Linked DNA regions of Mus musculus: region 1 is linked to region 2. A link is a loop called in an ENCODE intact Hi-C map of the cell type or tissue named here. Cell type or tissue: heart. All regions are shown on one strand. Each heading gives the region's core, and the rest is flanking DNA. Links, peaks and the distances in the headings are about the cores only. Region 1 holds the start of Chchd5 (coiled-coil-helix-coiled-coil-helix domain containing 5). Region 2 holds the start of Vinac1 (vinculin/alpha-catenin family member 1).

What was found. Peaks named below come from ENCODE experiments on the same cell type or tissue, not always from the same donor. Only the 100,000 strongest peaks of a DNase experiment are listed, where the experiment ranks them.
Region 1: it touches region 2 in a loop (11-fold over the local background); 1 of 42 quality-filtered maps calls a loop at or near these places.

What each region holds. Positions count from the first base shown.
Region 1 is chr2:129,128,134-129,130,936 of GRCm38, reverse strand. Chchd5 (coiled-coil-helix-coiled-coil-helix domain containing 5) reads right to left here and starts at 1,237. Exons shown (of 4, transcript NM_025395.3): 1 at 1,080-1,237; 2 at 619-759; 3 at 371-536. The coding sequence starts at 1,081. In heart, for the core only: no CTCF peak of the experiment used is centred there; DNase peaks (open chromatin) are centred at 596 and 1,226; H3K4me3 peaks cover 2,068 bases; H3K27ac peaks cover 1,798 bases.
Region 2 is chr2:129,064,466-129,067,268 of GRCm38, reverse strand. Vinac1 (vinculin/alpha-catenin family member 1) reads left to right here and starts at 1,360. Exons shown (of 11, transcript NM_001370941.1): 1 at 1,360-2,132. Ttl (tubulin tyrosine ligase) reads right to left here and starts at 1,322. Exons shown (of 7, transcript NM_027192.2): 1 at 966-1,322. The coding sequence starts at 1,122. In heart, for the core only: no CTCF peak of the experiment used is centred there; DNase peaks (open chromatin) are centred at 708 and 1,338; H3K4me3 peaks cover 1,800 bases; H3K27ac peaks cover 1,428 bases.

The DNA of each region.
Region 1 (2,803 bases), core at 170-2,669, 64 kb before region 2:
GGCTGAGGAAAGGAAGAACACAGGATCCAGTAAGAATCAGGGACTTTGTTCCAGTGTGAATTGGTGGCCACCAGAGAGTTTTAAGCAAGGGATTATCATTACTAGAATCCAGGTCATTATATGGAACACAGAGGGTCTGGCAAGCCGGGGAAAGGCTGGGGCAGGTGCCCTGGCAGAGGGGAGTGTGAAAGGTGGTGACAAGCAGAGGCATGTCCACTCGGGGACAGAGAACCATGGTTTTTAGATTCTTGGATGCATAGCCAAGGCCATGTATGGGAATGGGGCTGGGACTGGTTCTGGAAGGTATTTAAACTAGAAAATGAAGGGAGTTGTGAAAGGAAAAAGCTACGATCAAGTTAGCCTCCTTTACCTCTCCAGTTGTGGGTGAACTTGGTGGCTGCACCTGCTCTGCACACTGCAGGAAGCGGCGCATGTGTTCAGCACAGTTGCCCACTGCTGCCTCATTCAAGCGAAGACACTTCTCAAAGGCTTCAAAGGGCTCAGCACAGGCCTGGCGGATCTGGCGGATGATCGGGCTGTGGGGGGTAGGGCATTTTAGACCCTGAAGCATTCAAACCCTACTGCCTGGCACCCTCTAGCCCCCAGTTGTACACTCACTGGGAGGACGTGCAGCGAGCAATGCTCATCTTAAGGTGGTGACAATCTCGATGCCACGACTCTGGCTTGGCTGCCACACATTGGCCATACTGATCCAGCTCTCGGCTGCAGTATCGAGCAGTGACTTCCAGGGCTGCCTGCCTGTGGGACAGGGTAAACTGAAGATAATCTCAAGAGAAGGCAAGAAAGAGTTCTGATTTTGATCTGTGATTGGACTAGTCTGGATTGGGGGTGGGGGGTGTAAAGATCCTGTGATAGGGACAACCAACGAGGGGCAGAAATAAGCGCCGATCCCTGCGCGTTGTGGAACAAGGTGGGATTTCCCGGGAGATCGTGGAAGTCCTAAGACAAAAAGTCTGGCTATTGTGAAGCAGGCCTGGAGTCTTGAATTCAGTCATTTCCCGTTGGGGACCGTGCAGTCTGACAAGCATGATCTAGAGTTATAGGGAGTTGTAACTCACATCTCCAGGCGAATTCAAGCGCCGATCAGTCAGGGAGAAGAGACCCGCCTTTTCCGGTATCAGGTTGTTATGGCGGCGCCCAACCCAGACCTCCTGGCCTCACTCTTCCGGTCGTCGAGCGTCCCTGCCACTCATCCCACATTGGTCCAACCTTCATGGCTGTGTCCTGCTTTGCTTTCCGCCTCACTGCCTATCCGGGAGGAGGCCCCTGTAACTACTTCCGGTCCGTCAGCTATTTTAGTTTATTTACTTCCGGCTTGTGGTGGTCGCGTTTAGTGATCACCGGAAGCAGGACTTCGGCCGTGATCGAGCAGCCAGGCACAGAGCACCAGAGCTGGTTCCCTGTAGGTCAGATCTACAGCCGCTCGCGCTGCCACTTTCCCGGCTGGAGTTGAGGCCACCGGCCCGCGTGACTATGGCTCGGCACACGCTGCGGCTGAGGCGGCAGCTGTGCCCGCCGCTGCTAGTTTAGGAACACGGGGATTGCCCTCTCAGGCTGAGCTACCAGTGGCTTTCCGCCACTGCGTATTCTCCTCCTGACTTTAGTTCCAACTTGACGGAAAGGAATGATCTTAAACGCCACATTGGGCTTCCCATCCGATTATTCACTCAGACATGTCCTTTTCCTGCCATAGGTGGTAAAGGCAGGATGAGAGTGGGTTTTATTGCTTGCTCCTTGCAATCGTGCACAAATTATTTTCTTTGTAATTTCCTTAGGTGGTGTTTGCACCCTCTCCACATTTGCCTTCAGATTATAGGGCTAGACCTGGAAGTTCATTTCCCTGTAAGGCTAAATATTCCTCATATGGAGAGGCCTAAGCTAGAGAAAATGAGCGGTAAGGTGATTACCTTAGCACGCAGTTGTAAAATGAGAACGACTGCTTTGGCCTTCATAATATACAGTGACACTTTCATTTTTGGGAAACTTGACACTCCACACTTCTAGTTTCCTTTTGTCTGGTTGCTGTCAAAAGAGTCATTAAGAATGGAATGGAGAGAACTAGATAACCCTAAGGTTTGAAGTGAAGCGGATCTGAGAAATGCAGGTCTCAAGAGTGCTTCTGTTACTGGGGTTCCCTTCTGGGGAGCTCATTAATGAAAGAACTTTAAAAGGTACTCATTTAGGACAATCAAGGGCAATGTTATTGGTCTGAGAGAAAACACCAGGACAGGCACGCTGTAAATGTCAGTAGCCGCTAAGAGGGAGCAGGAAAAGGAAACTAGGGACATGTGTGTGATGTACATGTGTGCAGGCAGAGGCTGGCGGCAGGTGGCTTCCTCTATTGCTTGACACCTGAAGCTTTTTGGAGACAGGGTGTCACTGAACCTTAAAACCCACCAGTGAACATCCAGGAGCTGTCTCCTCATCCCAACACTGGGATTCCAAGTCTGCCCTACCATGCCTTTTCTGCAGGTTTTTATGCAGGTGTTGGAGATCCACAACTCAGGTCTTCCTGCTTGCATAGCAAGCACTTTAGTCAGCCATTCCTTCACTCCCTCCCCTATTTCTTATGAAATCAGGTAACTATCTTATGACGCAATAATTGCTTCTTGAACGTTTGTCCCAGATACAAGAAGTTTATATCTACACACAAGCATGCATGTGGCCTTCCAGAGAAGCTTTCTCTCTTAGTGCCCCAAACTGGAATCAAAATGTCCTTCAAAGTGGATGGCAAAAGTAGGTCACCCATACTGTGGAGTACTATACAGCAATGCAAAGGCAT
Region 2 (2,803 bases), core at 143-2,642:
GCTATAATGTCACCCAAGTGCCCTATGCAAGCTTGCCAAATTGCCTGTTAGTTCCAAACAAACTGCTTTCCGTTTAGCCTCATCCACCGCTGACCACACCTATGTCTGAAAAAAACCTCTCCTCTTCAGGACACGGGACACTACTTTCTGGGGTGTTTGCTAAGGTAGAGATGCCCCCCTCCTCTTCTGTCCTTGAAATACAAATGATCCCACCCCCAAGTGAAATTCTGGAAAAGAACCAGACACCCAGAGAGAGGCAAGCCCTCCCCAGATGACTATGTAGTGAAGGGACCATGAGACCAGGTTCAAGTCTGTGGGATGCTAGTTGAACCCATTAGGACAACTTCAAGATTACGTCATTTAAAAGGGAGTTGCTGTCCCTTCCTACATGAGAGTACGCGAATAGAATGGTACCAAGCCAGTTTCGCACATGTGGATGAGGAGAGCAAAAGTCACCCAAGATCGTGTAAGAAAACATCACTAAATGCAGCTGCAAATGTAAACTTTTGGTGCAGCTAAAGGAAAGGTCTGAAATGGAACAGCTCCCCACGCTCCAGCTTCCCTGGAAGCTCCTGCTTTGGGTAAGTCAGTGAGTTTTCTCCAAATTCCCTGCCGGTTCATCTTGGCCTCCGGGTAACCCAAGCCTCGGCGGTTTCAACTCCCCTTCCACGCCCACACCACACAGAGCTGAATCCTAAGTGGCGGAAAGCTGCAAGATGACTGATGCGGGCCCAGGGAAGCAGGGGAACCAGGCCGACACCCTGAGTGCGGGTATAGGTCACTGTCAGCAGACAGGGCAACCGCACCCAGACTCCGTTCCAAATCCAGCTACGGGTTTAGGTCTTGCTAGACCCATTTTATATCTGCTAAGGTGAGCTCGCGCCTAGGGAAGATTAATGACCTTAAAAAACAAAAGCGCTCGCTCTCCGATTCATGCGCGCAGCGGCCACGAGGGAAGGGCTCACCTAGTCTCCCGAAGGGCAGTCGGTTCCTCTCCCCCAGCATCAGGTTGAACCTGGGGTTGTCTCGCCGTAGCCTCTTCCAGTAGCCGGTGGCCAGCAGCAGCCGGGAGACCTCGGCGTAGACGCTGCTATTCTCGTCGCGCACCACGAAGGTGTACATGGCGAAGGGCAGCGCGCCCCGCAGCCGCTACACGAGTCCAGGGCACGGCGGCCCCGCGTGCACACTGCCCCAGCCTCAGCCTCAGCCCCGCTGTCGGTCTAATTCCAGGGCCGCGCCTCCGGATTACCCTAGTGTCTGCCCTGGGCGCCCGCGCCACCGCCCGAGTGGCGAGCGCCACCCGGACGCCGCGCCCACCCCCAGCGCCCCGCCCACCGCCGGCGCCCCGCCCACGACCGTGATTCCGCGCGGCGCTAAGGGCAGGTCTGCGGGTTGCGGCGGCAGGAGCTCCCAAGCAGGGCCCACCAGGGCCGCCCCGCCACTCAGTGTGTGGCCGGTGACATGGGTCTCAAGTGTGGCTGCAGTAATAGCAAACTGCGGTGGAGAGACCAAGGGAAATAATTCCAGCTGCGCCATAGCCCGCCAATATCCCTTTCCGCCCTCTGTCTGGGTCTTCCACCAAGTTCAAAATCAGATTTGGTGGATGAAACAAAAGATCCAGGCATGGGTGTAGCTCAGTTGGTAGAGTGCTTGCTTAGCCAGCACTGAGCTCTGGGTTTGATCTGGGTGCGGTAAAATCGGACACATGTCAGGAGCCATAATGGGACAAGCTAATAACTAGCAGGTGATCATCCTGAAGTAGCCTGCCTTGGATTATTATATAATCTGCGACAGTGAGCCCTCATTAAGCAAGGCTATGAGGGACTCATTTTAGGAAAGATTCCTGCTGAGATAGAACAAAGGCTGTATTGCTTAATCCTCCCCTGATAGGCTACAGGTGTTAATCGCCTAAGCCAGCAAGCAAGCCCTCAGAAAGAGCAAGAAAGTTTTTAGGACTTTTTAGAAGTTATCATCAGCATTTCAGTATAATTAGAGAGCTAGAAAGCCCCAAGACCCTCAGACGTTAAAGCCATCACCAGAGTCCTTACTCTGTGACTCCACTGCTACCCCTGGCCCGGGCCAGGAGGCTCCCAATGTTCTAATTTGGCACCCGAACAGCGACATTGAATAAGGTAAGTGGACACAGATAGGACTCTTAACTGGGTCTTACAAATCCATTGGACAAGGAGTGTGCAGTTAAATTGTCTTCTGCCATCAGTAGAGGCGGATAGTTGGGGCCATCAGTTCCTGGTTGGGTACCATCAGTGCCCATGTTAAGCCAGGAGCCATCAGCTCTGGCTTTTATTGCCTGCTGCCATCAGCAGAGGCTGATACTAGGTGCCATCAGTGCCTAGCTGTTCTGTTGGAAGCTATCAGCACCCGTCTTAGGTCAGAAGACATCAGTTCTGGGTTGTGTGCATTTCATGGGTATCTCTCAAGATGGGACAAAGTGAATCTACAGATAGAGAGTTCTTTACAGATATTAATAAGTATACTCTTAAGAAAAGAGTCTTAGCTGGGCAATGGTGGAGCACGCCCTTAATCCCAGCACTTGGGAGGCAGAGGCAGGCGGATTTCTGAGTTCGAGGCCAGCCTGGTCTACAGAGTGAGTTCCAGGACAGCCAGAACTATATACAGAGAAACCCTGTCTCGAAAAACTAAACCAAACCAAAACAAAACAAAAAACCCGAAAGAAAGAAAGAAAGAAAGAAAGAAAGAAAAGTCTTTAAGGTTAAAACTAGCCATCTGACTGACTTTCTTCAGTTTGTACAGTCAGTCCCTGGCTCCCAGAAAGGGGAAGTTT